Regions from separate parts of the Mus musculus genome. Here regions 1 and 3 are each linked to region 2. A link is a loop called in an ENCODE intact Hi-C map of the cell type or tissue named here. Cell type or tissue: left cerebral cortex. All regions are shown on one strand.

The links. Peaks named below come from ENCODE experiments on the same cell type or tissue, not always from the same donor. Only the 100,000 strongest peaks of a DNase experiment are listed, where the experiment ranks them.
Region 1: a loop joins it to region 2, with 4 times the contacts of the local background. A loop is called at or near these places in 2 of 42 quality-filtered maps.
Region 3: a loop joins it to region 2, with 1.8 times the contacts of the local background. A loop is called at or near these places in 10 of 42 quality-filtered maps.

Annotation. Positions count from the first base shown.
Region 1 is chr9:66,970,387-66,978,386 of GRCm38, forward strand. Lactb (lactamase, beta) reads right to left here and starts at 5,098. Exons shown (of 6, transcript NM_030717.1): 1 at 4,655-5,098; 2 at 4,332-4,398; 3 at 790-980; 4 at 196-550. The coding sequence starts at 5,005. In left cerebral cortex, CTCF peaks have their summits at 3,487 (motif pointing left) and 4,446; DNase peaks (open chromatin) are centred at 4,592, 5,083, 5,670, 6,937 and 1 more place; H3K4me3 peaks cover 1,660 bases; H3K27ac peaks cover 3,400 bases.
Region 2 is chr9:66,916,338-66,924,337 of GRCm38, forward strand. Rab8b (RAB8B, member RAS oncogene family) reads right to left here and starts at 3,368. Exons shown (of 8, transcript NM_173413.3): 1 at 3,173-3,368. The coding sequence starts at 3,296. In left cerebral cortex, CTCF peaks have their summits at 1,572 (motif pointing right), 4,349 and 5,944 (motif pointing left); DNase peaks (open chromatin) are centred at 1,273, 2,467, 3,443, 3,770 and 1 more place; H3K4me3 peaks cover 2,056 bases; H3K27ac peaks cover 1,267 bases.
Region 3 is chr9:66,861,412-66,869,411 of GRCm38, forward strand. It overlaps Rab8b (RAB8B, member RAS oncogene family), which reads right to left. Exons shown (of 8, transcript NM_173413.3): 2 at 2,012-2,072. It overlaps Gm40528 (a long non-coding RNA gene), which reads left to right and starts at 4,286. Exons shown (of 3, transcript XR_870875.2): 1 at 4,286-8,000. In left cerebral cortex, a CTCF peak has its summit at 3,320 (motif pointing left); DNase peaks (open chromatin) are centred at 2,270 and 3,509; H3K27ac peaks cover 2,093 bases.

The DNA.
Region 1 (8,000 bases), 54 kb after region 2:
GTGCACACACACACACACACACACACACACACACGAATGCACGCACACAGGCACACACAATGCAGGCACTATACTGGCCCACTGCAATCATTAACCTGATTGAAAGCCATCAGAATGGCAAGCAACATCTTGACCTTTTTGAAAAATGAAACTTCAACAATAACAACTTTGTTAGGAGGAGGAGTCAGGACTCACCAGGTTTAAAGAATAAAGGGTCATTTTTAAATAATCTTAGTGATTCAATTGAATTTTCAAACTTTTCTTTCAAATACAATTCGCCTTGTTCGAAGTCATTCTTTTTCTTGCCTGGCTTCGCGCTGCGGCATCTGGCTTCGCTGTCCTGCTCGACTTTGGCTTTCGGTGCGTCGCTCTTTTCGTTGTTTTTGCCTCCCTTTTCTTTCAGTTCTTTTTCTTGGTCAGATGGTGGCGGGGTCCCTTTCACCATCTTCAGGGCTTTATAAGCTTTCTCTTCTTTCACTTTCTTTATGTCCTTTTCATAATGACGAATTCCACTTAAATGCGAAATTAGTAATCTTGTTGTGACAGAAACCTAACAACAAAAAACAAAAACCACACAACTTCACTGACAGTGGTAAATTGTAGCAAACAAGCCAACAAGGGCCTTGGAAGGAAGGCTCACAGAAAAGTAGCCAAAAGATTATCATATAGACTGAACAGGAAATCTAAGAAATAAAAACAAGCCAAAGAATTCTATTGAATATTTAGAATAGGGTTCTGGTATACACAGTGTAACATACGAGTGGGAAAACAGGCTGTGAGTGTCACTACCTTTTCACCCTCGTATTCTTTTTCTGGGAACTCGGGAACATAGTGCTGCACAGGAAGGTCCAGATCCAGCTTCCCTGCTTCCCACAGTTTAGCCAGAGCCACCATGGTGAGGCTTTTGCTGATGCTTGCGATTCTCATGACCGTTTCTGGCTTACAGGGTACGCGGTTCTCCACGTCTGCATAGCCTAAACCTTCAAAGGAAATAAAAGCAGAAAGTCTGACACTGAAATTGTATCAATTAAAATACACTAGGTATTTCTTTTTAAGACACTGGACTAGCTGGGATAAGAGTCTTTTTTTTTTTTGGAGGGGGGGGGGGTCCAGACAGGGTTTCTCTGTGTAGCCCTGGCTGTCCTGGAACCCACTCTGTAGACCAGGCTGGCCTCGAACTCAGAAATCCACCTGCTTCTGCCTCCCAAGTGCTGGGATTAAAGGCATGTGCCACCACACCCGGCTAGGATGAAAGTCTTATCAATACTGACAATTGTAAGTGTGTTTATAGCTGAACTAGAGTTTACCTGGTTATTAAGTCAATATTTTCAGATACTATTAGCTTAACAATATGATGATGACACTTCTTTTTACATAGCCCAGGTTGGCCTTGAACTCAGTTTGGGATTACAAGTATTGTGATGGTTATTCTTGGTAGTTAACTTGACCACATCTGGAATTAAAATGCAAAATAGAAGGCATACTCATTAGGGATTTCTGCTTTTTGAAGTAAAGTGGGAAGACCTACTTTTAATCCAGATCTTTGAGATAGGAAGACACACCTTTAATCCAGATCTTTAATTCAGATCTAATCTGGGCTATGCCTTCTGCAGGAAGCCTTTACACGGACATGGAAGAAGGACACTTCTGCTCTTTGCCTGCTTGCTCTCCGCTTGCGAGTAAGTCCATCCTTCACTCCCATTAGAGCCTATTTCCTGGGACTCCAACATTTAATGAAGACCAGCTGAGACATCTAGCTTTGATGACTGAACACATACTGGAATCTTAAGACTTTTCATTCACAGCCTGCCATTGTTGGAGTAGCCAACCACAGCCTGGAAGCCATTCTTATAAATCCACTTTCTACATAAACAGAGAGAGATTCATTCCATAAGTTCTGAGAGAACCCTAATATAGACTTTGGTATCAAAATTGGGGTGACAGATATTGTAGCCAGATTCGTATAACCATGCTTGCTAGTCTACACTTTAAATAATTTACATTCCTTAAAGAAAACATCACCATTCTTCATAATTCCTCATATTGTAGTTTTCTGTTTTTGAGCATCTTCGCTGAATTCTTTAAAACAGCCAGCAAATAAAATGAATACAAAAATATGTCGAGTTCCCTAACCACTTGCTCAATGCAGCTGCAACCAGAGGAAAAACAATATATTAATTTTTAAAAGCGTCTTCTAGAAAAAAAGTTTGGTTTTCATCTTCTGTACAGTATAAAAGTATGCATTTAGATGTAAGAAATATAAAAAGCTGAGGTATGAAGAGAATACATGATAAATGTAAAAATATTTGTATAAAACTTCTATTTAGAAAGCTGGCATTTATTAAATTCTTTTTAAAATTATTTTTATTCTCTTTTTCCTTCTTTCCCTCTTCCCAATCCCCCCAATGTGTGTGTGTATGTGTGTGTGTATGTGTGTGTGTGTATGTATGTATTACATGCACCTATAGATATCAGAGGACAACTTGCAAAAGTCGATTTTCTCCTTCCACCGTATTGGTCCCTGGGATTGACCTCAGGCTGTAAAGTTTGGCCTTTGTGGGCACCAAGTATGCACATGGTACACAGGCATACATGCAGGCCAAACAATCATACATATAATGCGCATGCCCATAGAGGCTTGGAAGTGAGTGTCAGACCCTCTGGAACTGGAGCTACAGATAGTCGTGACCACCATGTAGGAACCAAACCCAGACCCTCTGCAAGAGCAGCAAATGTTCTTACCCACTGAGCCATCTCTCCAGCCCTGCCCCTGTTAGGCTTTTTGGATCAGGATCTTCCACTATGTACCCCAGGTTGGCCTCAGCTCTTCAGTGCTAGGGTTATAGGCATGTGTTACCATGCCCAGCATATTAAATTTTTTCATAAACTAACTATGTTGACTAAAATATACATATACTCAAGTGAAGTGTAATTTTCCCAGACCCTACCACTTTCAGCAACATCTTCTGAAACTACTGCTTTCCTTAAATAATGCCTGAAATATCATTCACTAAAAACCTAGGTGATGAGCTAGGTGTGGTGGCTCAAGTCTCCAATCCCAGTACTGGGGAAGGCAAAGGCAGGCAGCTCTCTTATGAGTCTGAGGCCAGCCTGCTCTACAAAATAAGTTCCAGGACAGCCAGGTCTGTTACACAGAGAAGCCCAGTCTTGAAAAACAAAACAAAACAAAACAAACAAACAAGCAAGCAAATAAATAAATAAATAAAACCCAAGTAATGAACTGGAGCAATTTGTTCATAATGGAGAAGTTATGAATATAAGAAGTCATAATCAAAGAAATGGTACTTTGATGCACTTACCATAAAAAGAATAGAAATGGTTCTCTCTGGCTGGAGAGATGGCTCAGCAGTTAAGAGCACTGGCTACTTGCTCTTCGTGAGGCCCTGAGTTCAATTCCCAGCAACCACATGATGGCTCACAACCATCTGTAATGGGATCTGGCACCCTCTTCTGGTGTGTCTGAAGACAGTTATGGTGTACTCATATAAATGAAATAAATAAATCTTTTTTCTTTTTTTTTTAAATGGCTCTCTCAAAGCTTCTAACCTTGGAGAGGGATGGATGCCAGGGTCTCTACATGCTCAGGCTGGCCTCACACACATCATGTGACCTTAAGCTTCTGATCCTCCAGCTTCTACGTCCTGAGGAATGGGATCATGGGTCCATACCACTTTGATTTATGTGGTGCAAGGGATTATACCCAGAACTTGTACCCAAAAGCAAGCACCAACTGAGCTCCATCCCAAACCACTTCAAGCTTGTCGTTAAAAACAAAACAGGTAACACTCTGTCTAGTAAATGTAATAATAAACTGTAAATCATTAAGGACCAGGGATATCATGTATTCTTAATACTTGGTATAGTGCCTTTTACAGAAGTGGGGAATAAAAAAATTACAGAATGAAAGAATAAAAATATGCAGAAACTGACATTTTAGTTACTAATAAGGGTTATCTAATATGTAATAGTGGTAATTTAATGGATTGTTCTACATTCCATTTTCAGACCAATTCTTAAGAGTAAACTGGGAGAAGAAACAGCATTTTGAACACATCCACGTACTTGAGTCACACAATTTAATTATTTACTTTATTTTGCCCTCACACATGGAGGCTAAGCAAGTGAGCTTCCACTGAGCTATACTCCTAGCCCAGTTAGTTACATTTTAAACTTTCCAGTGATAAATAAAACAGCCTGATTATTCTAGGGATACATTGTCTCTACAAATGTGCCACTTTTTGCAACTCCAACCTGTAAAACATCAGTATTTTATTTTACCAATAACAAAATGGGCTACCTGCTGAACTCACCTTCTGACCAGACTTCTTTTCCATCTACAGAAACTCCAACCACGATGCCGGGGGCACCAACCTCATCCTAAGAGAAAAGAAAGACCCTGGTGGTTCAAAAGTAGACTGACTCCGCCCACTCTGCGGTCCCGCCCACCAGGAGGGCAATGGTTCTGCTCCGATTGCCCTGGCCGTCGGAGTGCACAGGACTCTAAAGGGGAAGGGGCGGGCCCCTCCGCGACCGGTGACCTCAGCTGCTACTTGAGCAGCCCTAAGAGCGTCAGCCCGCGGCCAGGCAGTCAGAAAAACGGAAGCCGCCGCCCTGACGCCCACTGGGCCCGCACCTTGATCCGGTGTAGCAGATCGCGGCTGCTCTCGATGGCTCTGGAGAAGCCCCTGGCTGCTGGCGGCGCAGGCGTGTGCGGGCTCCCCGGGCTCAGGGCCTGCTCGTGCGATAACTCGGTAGTGCCGGACGCCTCGGGGTCCGCGGGGGACTGAATGGGGACGGCGCCCCGCAGCCCGACCACCAGCTTCGCGCCGAGAGCCAGCCCCAGCCCGAGCCCCAGGCCGCCGGCCCAACCAAGGCCCAGCACAGGCAGGCCCGGTCGCCTGTGCGCCCCGCGCCGCCCTCCGTCCCAGGCTGGGCCTGCGGTGGCCGCAGCCCGAGCTGTCACGCTTGACAGGAGCCGGTACATGTTGCCTCCGCAGAGCCGGCTGCCTCCTAGCTTGCTCCGGCTTGGCCCGCGGCGGGCGGGACGAGGGGGCGGGGCTGAGGCGGGGCTTTACAGTACCTCTCAGTCAAGGCCGGGTGGGTGAGCGACGAGCGCATCGAGCGCCTGGTCCTCGTCTCCTTTCTAGCCTTCTGGCTACTAATCCTCTTTGGTTCCACCCCTCCTTTTCTTGCTTTCTTTTCCCTCCCTCTTTTTCATATCTTTCTTCCTTCTTTTATCTTCTCCTTTTCCTCTCTCTTCTCTCCCTTTAGCTCTAACCTCCCTCTCTTGTTTTCTTTTTCTCTCGCATCCCACATTCCTCCCTCTATCCTCTTTTCTCTTTCCCTCTCTTTATTTCTGATTCTCTCCTCTTTCTCCTTCCCACTTTAGTTTCTACCTGTCCCTCAAGCCTCTCTTTTCCTTTTCTCCTCCTCATCTCTCTCCTTTTCCATGCTTCTTCTCTCTCACAACACACATGATATCCTTAGACAAGTCTCCTGTCACAGCAACACCCTCTTGCCACCTTATGCCTATGTTAACAACACTCGCCCCTTTGTTTGACTGAGATGCACAGTGGTTAAAACACTTGCCATGCAAACACAAGGACTGGAATTCAAATCCCCAGTATCCGGGTGAAAATGCCCAGTGGGCATGGCGCCTACCTGTAACGGATTGAGAAACCCAGCCTCAATCCAAAGTTAGAAGCGCAATTATAGATGGTTTCCAACATAGTCTGGGACGTTCTCAGGCAAATGCTAATATGCATGTATATACATGCACACACACAAAAGTGGGAAAAAGCAAACCTGATGTGGGTTTTTTTCATTCTTTTAGGAGAATTTTATGTCTTGACTCGCCTTCCTGCCCAGTGACAATCATTCTAGCAAACATTAATCATCGTAACTGCTCTGGAGATTGGTTGTGTTGTCTGACATCAGTTCCATGAGGAAACTGGAGTAAAGGGAGGCTAAGGGATTTGTCTAAATCTACAGAGTTGTCAGGTGATGGCCCAGAAATGTACCTTCTCAGCCTTCCTCTCTTGTCAGAGGGTTTGAAGGGTTCTACGATCAGAGGCGTGGGCGGTGAATCAGCTTCCCAGTGGTGCGATGGATGCAGCTGCAGCTAGTATTATTACATGGCCAGGGTCCACTGGGCGCTACAGCTGCCCTTCCACACCCAGTCCTGTTCTCTGAAGCAAACTCTAGCCAGGCTACTCTCAGTTCTCTTCCTGAGTAGGAAACTCTTCCACAGTTTCTCACAGCTCAAGGCTGCGTTGCTAGAGTGACCCTATCTTTCTTCAAAATACCTGCCTGAGAAAGATCAGAGTTTCCAAACGCAGTTACTGTTTGTTCCAACCACCACTGGAAAACAGAGCTCCTGTCCCCCAGTCTGTGGCAGAGGGTAGGAGCCTCACGTCATAAGTGCCAAATAGCAAAATGGGTGGATTCATGTGGACCAAAACCCTTTCTGCTTCTTGTGACTGTCCACACTCCTGATCAGCTCAAGTTGTCACCGCTCGCTCTCTCCTCCTACCCCATCACCTCTGCCCACATCCCATGGAGCTCCGCTTCCTCTGCCCTGCGTAGCTATGGAGTACGGTCTGGTGTCCAGCTGCGTCTGGCTTTGTCACACACATCCGTCGGTCCTGTCCAAAATGTGGCCCCTGAGAAATAGATCCTTGTTTTCCAAGCAAGGTCTTCAGGCGTGCATTCACTGTGAGGTTCGTGGAGTTGAGCGGTTAAGGCTCAGTGAGGAGCTCCAAGCAGAAAGGGCTGCCCACTCTGATTTGCAGGGACAAGCACACAGACATGCTTGGAGAGAAGGAACACAGAGGAACAGAATTTTGGTCTGATTGCAGGTGCTAATTATAAGAGACTTTCCTTTTCAAAAGACTATCTGTGGCGGGGGAGATAAATCCGTTCACAGAGTACTTGCCTGGCAAACTGGGTTCTATCCCAAGAACCACACAAACTGGGTGTGGTGGCACATGCCCAGAATTCCAGCGCCTGGAAGGTGGAAGCAGGAGGATCAGAAGTTTTCATTTTCTAGAATTTTCATCCATGAAGACTTGAATCATATTCTTTTTAAAGCCTTCCTCCTTTCACCCAGCATAATTATTCTGGTGTCAGCGCATGCACCCACAGCCCACTCTTCTATTTTATTATTATTTATGTGTTTTCATATACAAAAAGATAAAACTTGAAAGTGTACTAGATTTTCCCTCCTATTGTGTCGTGGGGATGTCTGCTCCTTCACACAGGGAGAAATACTAAAATCACCACAGGGAAAGAAAAAGATGGATGCAGCTGCCAATGAATGAACTATGATACAATCAATGTTCTTTCCAAAATGTTTGCATTTTGTAACTGTAGTTACAAGGATATCTGCTTCAGGCCATTTTAGGTAGGTGTGTGTGTGTGTGTGTGTGTGTGTGTGATATTCCTGCAGTTATGGCTATAACAGTTTGTTTATGCATTTACTAGTGGACTGTGCCTTTTCTAGTTTCAACCATTGAACATGAAACTGCTACAGACAACCACAATGTCTTGTTATAATGCAGGTTTTCATTTCTCTTAGAAATTATAGTTGGAGGTGGAGTGCAGAGCCATTGCATAACTCTGTATTTAATTGCGCTCCCAGAAGCAGCATTTCACCTGCCCACCAGCACTGCATGATAGTTTCAGTTCCTCAGTGTAGCTGCCAGCACTGGCTTTCTTCTTTTCTGTCTTTCTTTTTTTCTTCTCCTTTCTTTTTTTAGCCCTGGCTGTCCTGGAACTCACTATGTAGACCAGACTGGCCTCAGACTCAGAGATCCACCTGCCTCTGTCTCTTGAGTGCTGAGAATAAAGGCACTGGCCCAGCTCCAGCTTCCTGCTGACAGCCACCCCAGCAGGCAGGAACTGGATCTCACTGAGGTTTTGCCCTGCATTTCCTCTGAGAGCTGATGCTGTTAAGGTCAGTAGCTATTTACACATCTTTT
Region 2 (8,000 bases):
TATCAAATTTGTCAGCAGTACTACAAGAAGACCTTGTCAAGCTCAGTCACAGTAAAGCCCAGGACTTTACACAAATGGACACTTAAATTATGATAGGAAAAGAAGGGTCACCAACTGTCACTGAAACAACTTCATAATGGAGGTGTGGTGTGGAGCTTATCGGGAGTGACATTGCTGCTAGAAACTGTGCTTGTGGCCAGTCAGGAGTCTGTGGAACTTTTCTCGAGAGTAGTGTGAACTTCACCCGACTGTTCAAGCGTAATTGCAACTACACAGCATTTTGCTTTCAGGTATATAAGTTCTCTGGCTGTCTGCTACCACTTCCTGTTGGAGTTCTGGGGCTAAGTAAAAGATATGGGAGTTTCCCTCCTCCTATCAACTGAAGACATAGCTTGACACTATATTCACCACATTCACCACACAGAAGGTACAAAGACCAAGAGTTCACATGAGACTCACCATGTATATATACCTCCTAATCTCAGCTGTCGAAGGGTACCTGCTTTAATGTTTTAAATGTAACGTTTAAAGTGTGAAATGTAATACACTACACACACACACACACACACACACACACACACACACACACACAGAGATCTGTTGGGGTGGGGTGGCTAGGGATTAAGTCCAAGGCCTCGTCCATGTTAAGCATATACTATATAATTCAGTTAAACCCTTAGCCAAGAAAAGTGATTTTTAAAAGATAGTGTTAAAAGGTCCTTACAAGAAATGTGGGGGGAGTAGGGCGCTGGTAAATCTACTGCCGAGGAATCCAAGGAATTTAACATGCTGTATTAGTGAGATTTAGTCACTTTCTTTTCATTTTTTTTCCTTTTAAAAAAGTTTATGTGCCCATGTGTGCGCCTGGGTGGGAGATGTCTACGTGTGAGCGCAGCTGCCCAGAGAGGCCAGAAGAGGAGTCAGGAGCCCTAGAGTTGGAGTTGCTGGCTGACAGGTATTTGTGAGCCACCTGCTATGGGTGCTGGGATCTAACCTTGGGTCCCCAAGAAGAACAGCAGGTACTTTTAGCTGCTGAGCCGTCTCTCTTGCCCCAGACTTACTCAGTTGTGAAAGTTGAAGCAGGAGGAAAGTTCTGAGAAGTTTGCACGTGGAACAGACACTGTCCCCCACCCTTAACTTCTTAGGAACTGTCCTTTCCAAGCTGAGCTGCAGCATGCAGTCAACACTGAAGAAGAGTCCTTTGGGGCTTGGAAACTGATACCAGAAATGAATGTCCTTTAGCAGCTGTACCAGCTTGCACCAAGTCTCTTACAAATACACTTTCGAGAAGGGAGATGACATTTAAAATCTGCTTCCTCAGAAAAGTCCCACTCAAGACTAACTGCCAAGAACTCGCAACTCAAACTTCCTTCAGCCCAGATATCACAACACCCAAATTTCCATTCAGTCTGTAGGAAAAAAAAAAATCAGAATAAACCATGGAGACTCTTTACCAATACTTACACTGGAAAGTGCTCGATACCTACTTTTAAAATGTCACCTATTTTCAAATGCCACAAATATTTAAACACGGATTTTGTTTTGTTTTTAATTCAAGGTTTTTTTCCTGCATAAATGTATGTACACCATGTAAATGTCTAGTCCCCACGGAGGCCAGAAGAGGGTGTTGTATTCCATTAGAATTACAGGCAGTATGAGGTGCCAAGTGAGTGCTATGAACCAAACCTGGGTCCTCTGTAAGAGCAGCAAATCCTCCTAACCACCATAGCAACTTTCCAGCCCCTTTGACATACTTATTGTCAACACACTAGTTCCCCATTACTTGTGGATCACCTGGAAAGCCATTTGAAAAATGCTTTAAATAAGCTAGTATTAGAGGCCAGACAACCAAAAAGCTGATGAGTGAGTGGGCCACTGGACTGCAGCTATTTAACAAAGGAAATAATGTTAAGGTCATCCTACTGAAGGTTTAAAAGCAGTTTTGATGTGTTCTTCAGTTTACAACTTAAAGATCCTGTTTACCTGCACACAATGTCTTTTACTGAAGATACAAGAGCAGCTCCCAGTGAAGAGTGAGAAATTTTTTTCTTGAGTCAATTAGAAGTAATTGGGAAATATACAGTATGTTATGATTCACCTACAAAGTAATTAGAATCAAAGGAAACTACACAGGGAGGCAGGCGGAATGTACAGTCAATCACTTGGCTTGGATGTTACCAACTACACGAGCTCAAGAATTTACAAAGTTGAGAAACTTACTGCTGCTTCCCAAGACACGGAATAAGGCGGTGAACAATAAATTTCTTCTAACCACATCATCTCCCAAAGTCCCCAGCCCCTTTAATTCCTATAAACACTCAAAAGATTTTTAACACCCCGTAGACATTACTCCATCATTAGTCACTTTTTAAATCTCGATTCAAAGATGTCAAGAGAAAATGGAAACCAGCGTTCCCAGTTACTAGGGAAAGTCCTGAGCCCCGCGTTTTCCATTTCCTCTCTGATCTCTCAACCCCTGCACTGCATCCCCTGCTTCCCCTTCTCCTTTCTAGTTAACACTCAGCTCGCCTTCACTTTCTCCACCAAGTAGCCTCAAGTCGCCCTCGGGTCCTCCTGAGTCCTTCTCCCACCTACAATCTTCTGCATTTTCTCTTGGCATCTCTGTTCACACCTTTAGAGTCAATGTCGTTTTATCGCTTGCCTCCTGATCATTCAGTCAGTCATTCCCCTCAATTCCCTGTTGACCGCCTCCTAGTCTCACTTCTCTTGTCCCTGGTGTCCTCTGCCCCTTTACTTCATTTGAAGCCCCTCTTTGAGTCCTCAAACCTTCATTTCCCTCTTCACATTTCCTTCCTCTTTCCTGTCTTTCTAACCCACGTTCGTATTCACTCTCCCTCCCCTCCTTCTCTTTCCGTACGATTTCCTGTGTTCCCCCGACTCCGTCCCTCTGGGACGCCGCTGCCGCCGCCGCCCCGGAGCCCCCTCGTGTCCCCAACACCCCTGGTTTCCGATTGCTCCGGTTCCCTTTCGTCCGTCCGCAGTTCCGCATCCCCATCCGTCCCTTTCAGCCTCTCCGGCTCTCACTGCCCTCTCCGCGGCCCTTCGGGGTCCCCTTCTCCGGTCGCCAAGCCCTCGCGTGCCCTCTCCCAGGCCCCCAGGCACCCGCCCCCCTCGTCTCAGCTCCCGTCCCGGGCCGCGGCCGCTCCCTCACCGATGGTGGAGATAAAGGTGGTGTTGAAGGCGTCCTCTGAGAAGCGGAACAGGAGGCAGGTCTTGCCAACGCCGGAGTCGCCGATGAGCAGCAGCTTGAACAGATAATCGTACGTCTTCGCCATCTTCTCACTCCGGCCCTCTCTGACCGCCAAGAGCAAGGAGGCGGTGGAAAGCAGCGCGGAGGGGGGGCCTCTGGCGAGGGGGCGTGTCTGCCAAGCCACCCGCGCCCCGCCCCGCCTCTCGCCCCACCCTCTTGAGGCGACAGGCTCGCTCCTCCCCGTCCCAGCCAATCTGCCCGCGCCTTGTCATCACCCTCCGCCCCGCGAGGCTTTATGGGATTTGTAGTACTCTGGGAGAGCCGCGGGCGTGCCTCGCCCAAACTGTCCGAACAACCTCCCTGGATAACAAATCTGAGTGATGTAGGGTGGTGTGTTAAGACTTTCCATCCTTACAGGGAAAAGACGCTTCGTTTCAAACTCCTCTTCTTTTGCCAAGGGAACTTGACTTTGTTGTTTCTTTGTTTATGGGCATCTTTCAAATCCAAGACCTCGGAATCTAAGTCCTGCAGTTCGCTCATCTACTTGCCTGAACCCGGAGCTCGGCAAGCTTTCTTTGGAGATGCAAAGGTTCACGAAGTCTGTGAATTAGCTGCAGAGTATTACCCAGCCTCTCCCGTTCCCGCCCATTTCCTAGGCCCCCTTCCACAGCCCTTCAATTATAGAGCTCAAGGAGTGATGTTAGCGGGCTAATTTCATTCCCACTTGTGCCTTCTGAACTACAGGCCACAGCCAAATGCGATGATCATTTTAGAGGCTCTGCTTCATAGATACCGCCTCGCGCACCGCGGGAGGATGAATTCTTGAGAAAGAAAGAAAGAAAGAGAGAGAGAGAGAGAGAGAGAGGGAGGGAGGGAGGGAGGGAGGGAGGGAGGGAGGGAGGGAGAGAGAGAGAGAGAGAGAGAGAGAGAGAGAGAGAGAGAGAGAGAAAGAAAGAAAGAAAGAGAGGAGAGGGGAGAGAGGGGAGAGAGGGAGAAGAGAAGAGAAGAGAAGAGAAGATAAGATAAGAGAAGAGAAGAGAAGAGAAGAGAAGAGAAGAGAAGAGAAGAGAAGAAAGATGTGGGAAGGCTTGTGCTACGAACAGCTTATAAAATAGCGCCACCTGAGACAGGTGACGGGAACTTTGGCCATAGAAGATGTAGAGATTTAGATTTGGATTTAGTCTTTGCTAAGCCACTTCACAGCTGTGTGAAGTCTCACAGGCTTGACACGTCTCAGTTTTCTCATCTGTAAAGACGAATGAAAAACAAACTACTTCATAGGTTGTAGTGAAAATTAAATACTGAGTGTGAAAGCACTTTGAAACTTGGTAAGGTGCTGTGAAGTGTAGGTGTTAGTTGCGTTTAAATTTATCACTCCTCAGGAGGCTTTCAATTAATGGGTGGCAAAAGGAAGGGAGGAAATAGCACTTTGATGTATTCAATTCAAGCCTTCATTATTTATTACCCTAGACTAATTCTTTATTGTTCAGTGCTCTTTTATCTGCAAGTGGCAGAAACCCAGCCAGATCAAGCCCCTGTGAGACAAGGGTTTACTATCCAGATCATGAGGAAGGAGTGGCTAAGGGGGACCAGGAGCTTTATCTTGTCAGAAGTCTCTGTCTCATCTCTGCTTCTTTTTCAGTTTTAATTTAAAATATGTTAAATACCAACTGTCCTAACATACACACACACCAACAAAAATTCTTTTGGATGCCTCCATTTTTAAGAGTATTAAAGGGGCCCTGCCTGACAACAAACTATCTAAAACCCTCTAGGACAAAACTTACCTTAGAGACAAGGAAATACCTTCTAGCAGAGGTTGTTACAGGAAGCAGTGGAGTTAATCATTAGAATAATAATAAAAAAACTGGACAGTTAATTGAACACATTGACAAATTCTTCTAAGATTCAACAATGCCTGTGACTTCATGTACAATATCAGCAATGTTGCATGTCTGGTCCTATTGTAGCAGAAAATTTAGTTGTTCCTAATATTGACCATCACTTCCAGTGTAGAGAGAAGATGAAAGGTATCATTAGCTCATACTTATTGATCACACAATGCCCAGAGGGCAGCAGCTACTTTTGCCAACTTAATATCTAATGTCTAGAGTATGCCTTAGGTCAAAGCTGCCTTCAAAGTCATGGTTCTGAGGAAGGACTAAGTTCCCTTTGGAGAAGGGATCCCTGCCTTCTGGCATCAATCAAGCTTCTTTGCCCAAGCCAAATTCTGAAGCATGCCTCTGAGTAGGGCTTCACCAGGGTCTGAATGGTCCATGGCTCAGGTCCATTCCTTGGTCCTCATTCATTGAACAGAAGGAAAGAAGTCTTCAAAGTCCATTGGAGTTTTCCTAACTTTATTTTTAAATTTAAATCATTTTTTATCTTTATTGTGTATATGTATGTAATGGGGGCAGGGTTTGTGTCATGGCATATGTTTAGAGATCAGGAAAATATTGTGAGGTTGTTCTTTCCTTTCATGTTTACATAGATTTGGGGGATCAAACTCTGGTCATCAGATTTGTGTGTTCAGTCACCTCATTGGCCCTCTTCTTTTTAAGGATTTTTATCTATTGATATACTTTGGTGGGAGGAATGCTGGAGAGATGGCTCAATGGTTAATGCTAAGTTTCACTGACTGCTTTAAGAGGACTCTGGTTGGGTTCTCAGCAACCATGTGATGGCTCACAACCACCAAGAGACCTCCAGTCCCAAGAGACCTGATGCCCTCTTATGGCCCCTTTGGGCACTGCACACATGTGGCATGGTACACAGACAGGTACCACATGTGGTACACATATAGCCAAAACACCCATACATAAAAAAGTTTTTTTAAGGAAATAACTTTCGGTCCTACTATTTCAACTATTGGCAGTTTGTGTGTGTGTGTGAAAAGGGACATATTTATATAGTAAATAACTAAGTTCAGAAGAGAAATGCAAGTTAGGAAATTTAAAGTCCCTAGATTTCCTTAGGGGAATTTTGTTAATTAATGGGATTTAAAAAAAAAAATTCTGTCATATTTTCAGTTCCTCAGTATTTTTATACTACCACCTATGTATAATATTGGGACTTTCTAATCCTACATTTGTATACCAAGGTGAACTATTCAAGCATTTTGTTTGACTTTTTTTAAAAATCAGATTTTCTTTTCATTATGCATTATTAATTCTCAGATTTTATACACTGGTGTATTAAAGACAAAATTCACAGTGATAGTAAATGGGTAGCACTGATGCAAGCCATTTGCTCAAAGGTTTGATTGTGAATATGTTTGTAGAGTGGGGGCAACAGGTGACAGATTCTTTGTTGACATCATTTTTCAACTGGATGAGACTCTTCTAAAATGTCACATCACAATGATTCAAGGAAGACAGTCAGACCCATGCTTCTTGCCATTCGCTCAATCCATCTCTATAGAGAGCATTGACCAGCACGCTCAACTTGATTAAGAAAATGTTGACTACAGCTTTCTGTACTGTAGATATTGTAGATGAAAACTGAACAGAGACATCTCAGGAGTTTGCCCTGTGTGTATTTCATGACCTGAACAATCTCTCTTCCTGACCTTAAAAAGCTATTCTTTCCTTACTGGTGACTGAATCATGGTATAATCCCAATACTGAAAAGGGATCTGGTGTTTGAGGATGGTTTTGACAGAGCTTGAGTTTGTTTTTTGTATTCTCTTGTTCCTGGCTGGTTGCCTTTGCTCATAATAGTAAGCAAGATTGCCATGTTTTATACATTTGAAGGTATTACTATCTCCTGTAGTAGTTATTCTCTGGATAGCAAGGCCTCCCCACCAAAAACAACTATGGCATTCTTGAGAGACACTGTATCTTCTATGCAAAATGTCAGCCTAAGTCAAGAATTTGTTTTGAAATGTGTGTGCATGCACATCGTGTATGTGTATGCACACATTTGTGTGTATGTTGGGGGCACTGCGTGCCACAGTATACATGTGGAGATCGGAGGACAACCTCGGGTAACAGTCCTTGTCTTCCATCTTGTTTGTGGCAGGGTCTCTTCTTGTTCACCTCTGCATATTCCAGATGAACTGACAGGTGAGCTTCTAGGGATTCTCACGTCCCCACTTGGTCATAAGTGAACACTGGGATTACATGACTGATACTGCATCCCGCTTCGTGTGGGCTCTGGAGATCCAGACGCTATAGAGCCTTTCACGCTCACGTGCCCTGTGTTTTATCCACTCGGCCATCTCCCTAGCCTAAGAATGTTGATGTGTCGATCCATGACACTTGACTTTGAGAAATGTTTTCTTAAGAGAAACTAAATGTGGAGTGAGACCTGTAGACAAAGTAGAAATTGGCCATGCTGGGAATTCCCCCTCTCCTTGGATGCATTCTCCAAAAACCTAGGTGCTTACAGGAACCTGGATATTCAGGCCCAGGGGCTTCTGAGCCATGAGCTGGCAACCTCCATGTTGAAGCTTCCAGCCAGCTACTCTTGGGGCCTGGCCCTCTGCCATTGCTTGAGCACAGCTGTCCCGGTGGGCTACAAAGATGTCCTTCATAGTCACTGTCCTCTTTGATGACTCAGCAGTGACGTAAGTCCTCTCTCTGTAATGGAATAATGTGTATACTAATTTGTCTTCTCCCCTTCAATCTTGGGTCTCTTCGAGGAAAGAGACTTCAGTAATTTCTTGAATCCCCAGGATACCCCACTGGACACTTTACACATGGTAGGAACCTGGATACGCTATTGAATGAATGAACAAACAAACATCAGTCAGTCATGCCAACCAGGATAGCTACCTTAAAACAAAAAG
Region 3 (8,000 bases), 55 kb before region 2:
GTTTCTAAAGAATAAACATAAACATCTTGGAATTACACAATCTTTCAGCTACCCTTCCTTTTTGAGCTGAGGGCATACCGTTAAAATATGCAGGATTCTAGGATGGGAGTGTGGCTCAATAGTAGGGCACTGGCCTAGCAAGGCCCTAGGTTCAGTCTCTGGCATTAATCCAGGGCTTTGTGAGGGGGAGCACATGTGTGCTTCACACTGACACACTCCAAGAAATACGGGCATTTCTAATTAAATTCATAGCTTCAATCACACAGAAGAATCTCCTTGATATTGGGAGAAAGTCATTTGTTTTAATTTTCCATTTATAGCCGGAACTAATTCACTTCCTGTGATACTAAAATAAACTAAATTATACAATTTAATTGCAAAGAACAGAGAGATTTGTGGAACTATATTAAAGATCTAATATACAGTAAACCCCACCAAAGGATAAAGGTTCAAGGAAATATAGCCAATTAAACAGCAATTATCTTCATATTTATATCTACTTTATAAAATACTTCCAAACATGATGCCTCCACAGCCCAGAGTGAAGTGGGTGATATTATCATCTTTACTCTGTAAAAGATGCAGCAGGCTCAGGAGAACTATGGCCTCATCTTTGCCACTAAACAGCTCTCAGCCTTGAGTGAGACTCAAACAGTGCAGGTCTCAGCTGTTGGGCACCAGGATGAGACTCACACCAAACCCAGATCTTGTTATTCTCTTCCCTATCAGCATTAGAAATGTGACGAACTTATTTTGTGCTCAGCAACAAGGAGGAACAGAGAAACCAAGCACCTTTGAATGGATTAATCATATTTCCTTGACTCAAATACATTACTGATTTAGAAACAGCATATACATGCACACACTTACACACACACACACATATACACACACACACAAATATAATTAAAAAAACCTTTAAGGTTGAATGTGTTTCTCTGAGTTCTGTGATGGAACAGGGGGTGTGAATGGCAGTAACAGGTGACAACTTACTGCTTGCAAGTAGCATCCATATCCGTAGTATATGGCAGTCTGTGGGATTGTGCCCTCGACTTTTGATAGCTGATGCTATCTCTAAGTGAACAGTGCCAGAATTGAGTTAAGTCATGGAACGCCTACATAGTATCGTTTGGAGAACTGCTTAGGGTGGGCATAGAGGGTATGCCAAATACCTTGGATACATTTGGTATCCAAAATGTTTAAATATTTTTTAAAACTCACAGTACTTATTTTTTCCTTATTTCTCCATTAAATAGGCCCTACTTGATAAATTATAAAATAACAGAGCTATCGAACCTTCAATCTCATCAATCCAGGCTCATTTATAAGTGAAAAAAAGGCAGAGCCTGAGAAGGTGCAATGGTTTGGAGAAGTTTCTCCTGCAGGTCTTAAAGGCCTGGTCTTCGGGGCAGTGGAATCTTTGGGGGCTGGGCTGAGTGGGAAGTCCTGAGGTCATTGGGAGCATGTTCTTCAAGTGGATTGTAGGGCCCTGGGCCCTTCCCCATGCTCTGCCAAGCACTCCCTGCCACTGCCACCCAGCCCCTCATCAGAGACCCAAACCAATGGTCTCACCTAATCTAGGTCCAACTGGGAGCCCAAGCAAAGCATCTCTCTTCATAAATGCAGTGTCTCACACGTTCTGTGACACTGTGTTAGGGATGGACATAAAAGCAAGTACTTTCCCCAAAGTCCTCAATTTACAAGGCTGTGGCTTGACTTTCAGACCCAGGCCTGACTTTCAGCCCAGGGTCTGTACCATTTTGCTGTGTCTGAGTCACAGCTGTGACTACAATGAAGGAGTGTATGCTTTTGAGAATCCGTTTTTTTGGTTTTTTTCTTGTCCAGAGCTTAGAACAGACGGGCTCTGGACTTCCTTCCCACTCTGGTTTTCCAAAGGAAAGGTCTGAATGCCTGGATGATGTTTCTAATGTCTTGAGTCACATTTTAACCTTAGACTTCCAATTCCAGGAGATATTCCACAGGCCTTCATTTTTTTTTTTTCTTAACTTACCATATCTGAAGTTTAATTTTCTTTCCGTCGAGTTCTATCGTTCTGATTTTAAAATCAATTCCTGCCAGAAAACAAAAAAGGATATGCTAAGTTCCTTAAATTCAATCCAAGTCTTATTAGGGAGGGAACAAAGATTTCTATTGAAAAAAAAAAAAAGCTCTCCAACGCACTGGAAAATGTGAGCGCACAGAGGGTGTGAATGGCATGTTTCCTCTGAATTCAGGCTGGAGAAAGGAATGCTAGTCACTCTGCAAAGCATTCCCACACATGTGAAGTGCAGGATTACAGGCCTCATTATTTGGGCACAAATGGACCACATCCTTCAGAGTTACATAATTCAGAAGGACTGAGAACATAACATATTTTCTCCTTCCTGAAATACATACACACAATATTTTCAGTCCTAGTGCCCCAACCTTCCCTACAGAAGACTGTAGAGACTCTTTAAAACAATTTTCTTCCCCTCCCTTCATTTATTTTGTTAGAACCTGCCCACTTAGGAAAAAGAAAATGAGACTCTGCCCATTTGATGTCCAGGGAGGGAAAGCTGATTCTATTTTATACAGTTAGCAGGGACTCCATATACATCTCAATTAATGTTCCCTGAGAGTTACTGCCTAGAACTGAAATGGCTAAAATGCTTTTTAGCCCTGGCCACATTTTGGAATTCCAGAGAGAACAACAACAACAACTCTCTTGACTAGGCCTTCCTCCTCCCTAATCCTGAGACTGACTTAGCTGGTTAGTCTGGTTAGCTGGTGATTTTCAAAGCTCCCTGAGTAATTTGAAACTGAATCCAAAGCCCAGCAAGCCCAAAGGGTGACAAGAAAGGGAAAGCATTTAGGACTTTGGCACTTCAAAAGTTGGACATCTCTTCACCTATGCATCCGCAAGCCGTGACAATCAAAACTTACTTAGGACTCTACCACACAGCAGTGCACAGTCCTTGTCTCAGTAGCATGCTTTATCATTAATTGGGAAGCAGGCTTTATTTTCATTTTTACTTTTGAGACAAGGTGTCATTAGCTAAAGCTGGTTTCAGGTCACTGTGGAGCTGAAGATGACCCTGAATTGACTTTTCTGCCTCTCCCTTCCCAGTGCTGAAACTGCACACATGCACCACCACTCCACCACCCCTGTTTATGCAGTGCCAGGGAAGCAAGGACTTTCTACAGGCAAGCACTCTACCAACTGAGCTATAGCCCCAGCCCCAGGAACGAGGAAGGGCTTCTGTAGGGATCAGAGATAAATACAACTGGGCAGCAATGCACTAAATCGCCCTCCTCTGGCCACTCAGCTGTATTTAGTTTTTTTTCCCACTCTTTTACCTTTTACACTAAACTCAGTTTCCAATACTTTTCAAGAACATTTATAAACTGTGTCCTATAAATGGTCTTGAACAGTAACTGCAGCATTTGGAGTGTGGAGGGGTATCATGCAGCCATGTATAATATTTCTTCACAGGGAGGTGGAAAGCACCCAAAAGGACCGTTTCCCAGCTCCTGCTTTCAGTAATGCATATGCATAAACCAACTGGATTTCACCCTCTTCCCTCTGTGGTACTTTTCCATGCGGGAGCCTTCTTAGCTTTCTGCATTTGGAAACACACAAAAATCCCACCCAAGCCGATCTAACAAACTAGCCTCTTAATCATTCTCCTCTCTCACTAATGGCCCTGGACTGTGAGCAATACAATCTGATACCAGTGTTCCCAGGTTACACGCCTCCTGTTTCCTCCTCTCTGGTAGTTGGCTTTGCAGGAGCAGTTGGAACTGTAAGCAAAACTTAGTAGTGTGACTAGTGCTGCAAGCATCCCATAGCACCTGTGTCTGCCCTCACTTGTTTCAGGTGTAGACACCAGTCTTTATTGTCATTTGACTTTTTAAAATACCCCCAAATCCAGTATAACAATGACCCATAGAGATCCTCTTTTGCCAGGCAATGTGACTCAAATTGGTTAAAAAAAAAAAAAGTACTTGGCAGCCTGAGTTCAATCCGGGATCCCACAGTGGAAGAGAGAATTCCTTAAAGCTGCCCTTTGACGTCCATACATGGACATGGTGTGTGTGTGTGTGTGTGTGTGTGTGTGTGTGTGTGTGTGTGCGCACGCCACATAAAGCTCAAGTGTACAATAAATTAAAACAAAACAAAAAATCCTTCTTCCAGTCTTTAGCTCTTTCTAGCTCCCACATAAAGAACAATGCCTAACACTCAGTAGGCATTCAGTAAGTGTTTCCTAAAACTAACATTCAAAAATGTTATGGCACTTGGGAGGCTGAGGCAGGTGAACCTCTGAGTTCAAGGCCAGCCTGGTCTACATGATGAGTTCCTGGAGAGCCAGGGCTATATGTAGAGAGACCCTGTCTCAGAAACAAACAAACAAACAAACAAACAAAAACAACAAGAAAAGAAAACAAGAAAACAAGAAAAGAAAGGAAAGAACCCAAGTCCCCTGGAAGAGTGTGTGCTCTTAACTAGTGAGCCACATCACAGAAATAAAACCCACTAATAGGAGTGGCGAGGAGGACTGGAGGGTGAGAAGTGAGACTTCAGATTTGCAAGTTCTGCTGAGTACCTCACAAATCAGGAAGACATCACCCAGCACTGAGGTGCGTGCGTGCTTCAAAATGGAGAGACAGTGGATCTGTGAAATGTGCTTGACCTCCTTAACCCCAACCAAATGTGGCTTGAGAAAGCCTCCATTCTCAGATGCTCCAGAGACAGGAAAATCCAACTTCACTCAGCACTAGGCTACCTCAGTGATTTGCCTTATAAGGAAAAAATGGTCTCAGTCAATCCCATCAGCCAAGCTTTAGTCAAACCAGGTTCAAAATAAGGCAAATGCCAAGTTGTAGTTAAGAGGGCTTCTTTCTCCCTATCTCATTTGCCCTGACCTGTAACTGCTATCCAGCCGTGTGGTAGCCCTGGAGCATCACTGAACCTATCCTATTCTGGGGTCCACCTGACTCATGAATCATTCTGGGCTCATAAACACTATTAAATTTAATTTGTTTAAAGCTTGTTTTTCTTTCTTTCCTTACATATGCGTGGGAACAAGCTATCTCCATAGCAGAAGTGGAGGTCAGAGAACAACTTCTTTGTGAATGGTGGTATTTGGCATTGCTTTAGCTGCAGAGTATAGTTGGTTAGCTAACGTGGAAACACAATCAGGATCTTTCACTAGAAACGAAGGGTATTAATATTACTGACAAGTGCACACACATGTATGCACACCCAAACACAGACAAGCATGCGTGTTCTCATAATAGTTACAGTGATATAAAATCTCTCCCCCTAAAAATGAAGATATTTATAATTAGCTTGACAATAATACCAATAGAAATGCAGAAAACCAACATTCACTTTAATATTTCCTTTTCTGAGACAAGAGAGTAATTACGATAGAATTATATTGGTTAGGATACTCTGAACTACAAGTAACAGACTTCAACTCCAATTAGCTTAATGTAGCTGCTAACTCAGAGAGTAAGCCCAGCAGAGACATGTTCAGAGACCCTCAGTCCAGGGGTCCCAGCTCTTTCCTCTGTACCTCCCTCATCTCTGCCTTTCTAAAGGTTCCAGTTTATCCTCTGACTAATGTCAGCTCCTGACAACAAAAGCAAGATGAGAAGAGAACAGTCCAGCTACCTATTCCCTTTTATGATGCCCTTGTCTTCATGACTCTTCCTTTCTTTTTTCCTTCCTTCATCTCTCCCCTCTGGAGGCATAATGTAAAGATTATCCTTGTATGATTCAAATGCTGTGTTCGGTGCCCCCAAATGTGACTGCAATCCTTACTCTGAGAATCTCCCGTCTTGATGTTGTGTTTTTTGTTCCCCAATTATTCTCTGATTGGTCAATAAAGCTAGCTGATCACCCAATAACTGAGCAGGGGAGAGACTAGAACAGGACTTCTTCCCAGTTAAAGAGGGCAGGATAGAGAGGAAATAGGAATTCAGCTACAAGGAGAGGGTCTAGGAAACACCATGAGAAAACAGCAGAGATAGGCAGAAAATGCAAGTATCTCAGGAACTTTGGCTGGGAGGTAGCCACAGTAGCTTAGAGGATTAAAATAAAGTAATATAAAGTAGTACTGCTCAGTTACTGTGCCTTAAAGCTGTAAATAAATATAATAGAACAGTCTCAAGTATTTGGAAACTAGCTAGGTAAGAGAAAAACTGTAACATTAATAAAAATGCCAGTAATAGCTCTTTATTTTATGTGTATTCATGTATAGAGTGGGTGCACATCAGTGTGTGTGTGTGTGTGTGTGTGTGTGTGTGTGTGTGAAAAGATCAGAGTTCAGCCTAAAATGCAGATCCTCTGGCATGAGTCACCTCTTTAAAAATCCCTGTATTTATTTATTGAAGGTAGGGCATGCCACAGTGGGAATCAGAGGACAACTTGTGGGAATCTGGTCACCCCTTCCGCTGCCTGAGTCTCAGAGACTGAACTCAGGTTGACAGGTTTTGCAGTAAACACTTTTATCCATCGAAGCATCTCACCAGCCTCTCTCTTACTGGCCTGGAGAGGAAAGCGAGGCTGGCTGGCCAGGGAGCCCCAGAATCCCACCTTCCAAGCATGTGGAGCTCAACATTCAGCTTTTTTTTTTTTTTTTAAACATAGGATTAAACTCAAGTCCCTGTACTTGGAACTTTACTAATAAGTTCTCTCTCCAGCCCCCTGTCTTATTTCTCAAGGACTTGTCATTGGAACATCATGCTCTGGTGGGCTAAGTCCTACTTCCTGCAGTAACCACTGCCTTGGGACTTACCAAGATTGAACTAATTCACCCCAAGATTCAGGTTAAGGCCCATCCTTGCAATAATGAAGCTGAGTTACTTCCCCGGTACACAGGGCTACTATAAATAGCTCAAGAGTGGAAAGCCTGCTTGGCATAAATCATATCTTTTATAATATTCAAATTTGTATCATTAATACAATTTCATATTTGCATCTGTGTGACGTGGGTAAGCCATGACCAGAGTCATGCTGCCGACACGCATATCAGTCCACTCCACTGACTGGTGCCAGCTGTACTTCTCTGACGTTCACTTCAACCACTGCTTAATCAAGAAACAGAAAATACATAGGCAAGATATGGGCAATCCAAGACTCTGATGCCACCTCTGCTAAACTGTGATGGTGACAGCCAGGACAGTCCTCCAGCCCTCCTGGCCTGTTCTAATTCCCCAAAGGAGCTGTGGAGAGGAGGGGGAGGAGCTGCCACAAATGCCAGCATCAACAACCACAGTACAGGTTTCTGTGAGGTGTGTGGGCAAAACACCTTTACACACAGATAAAATAAATAAACATTTTGAAAAAGAGTAAGATTGAAGAGGGCTATTACATCTCTAAAAAGCATAGCTTTCTGAAGGAGCTTAGCTATGTTTAAGGTCAAAAGAGTCATCCGATTTCAATAGACTTTTAAAGAGCATCAGCTTTTGGCAATGAATAATATAATAATTCATGTTCAAAATGATAGCTTTGTGTTGCCCTGACTTGAGAACACTTCATGAGTTACTTCATAGCAACGTGGAGGCTCATCCAGCTGGCAATCCAAACCATCATCTACCTTGGGAGACCAGACTCCCCGGTCGAGGCTGCACTGCTCAAATATACCCACTACAATTTTTCTTTTTCATAGTCTTAAACTGACTTGGCTTCCCCATTAGTATTTATCTATTCCAACAACATAAGAAACAAACTGTAAAAAAAAAAAAAAAAAAAACACTCCCAAGGGACTCAAAGCCATTTTCATTTTGACATTTTTTTTCTGAATGATTCTCATAGAAATGGCAGCTCACAATTGATTCGTGCTATTCACTATAAAAGGCAGGAGAGGAAATAGAACCACAGAATCACAGGCCTGGCAAGAATCCTGGAGAGCACAGGTTTGTTCTCATGGCTAAGAAAATGGGCCCAGATAAATGTGGGAATTTCATCAGTCATAAAGACTCATGCATGATGGATTAAAGATTAAATTGTT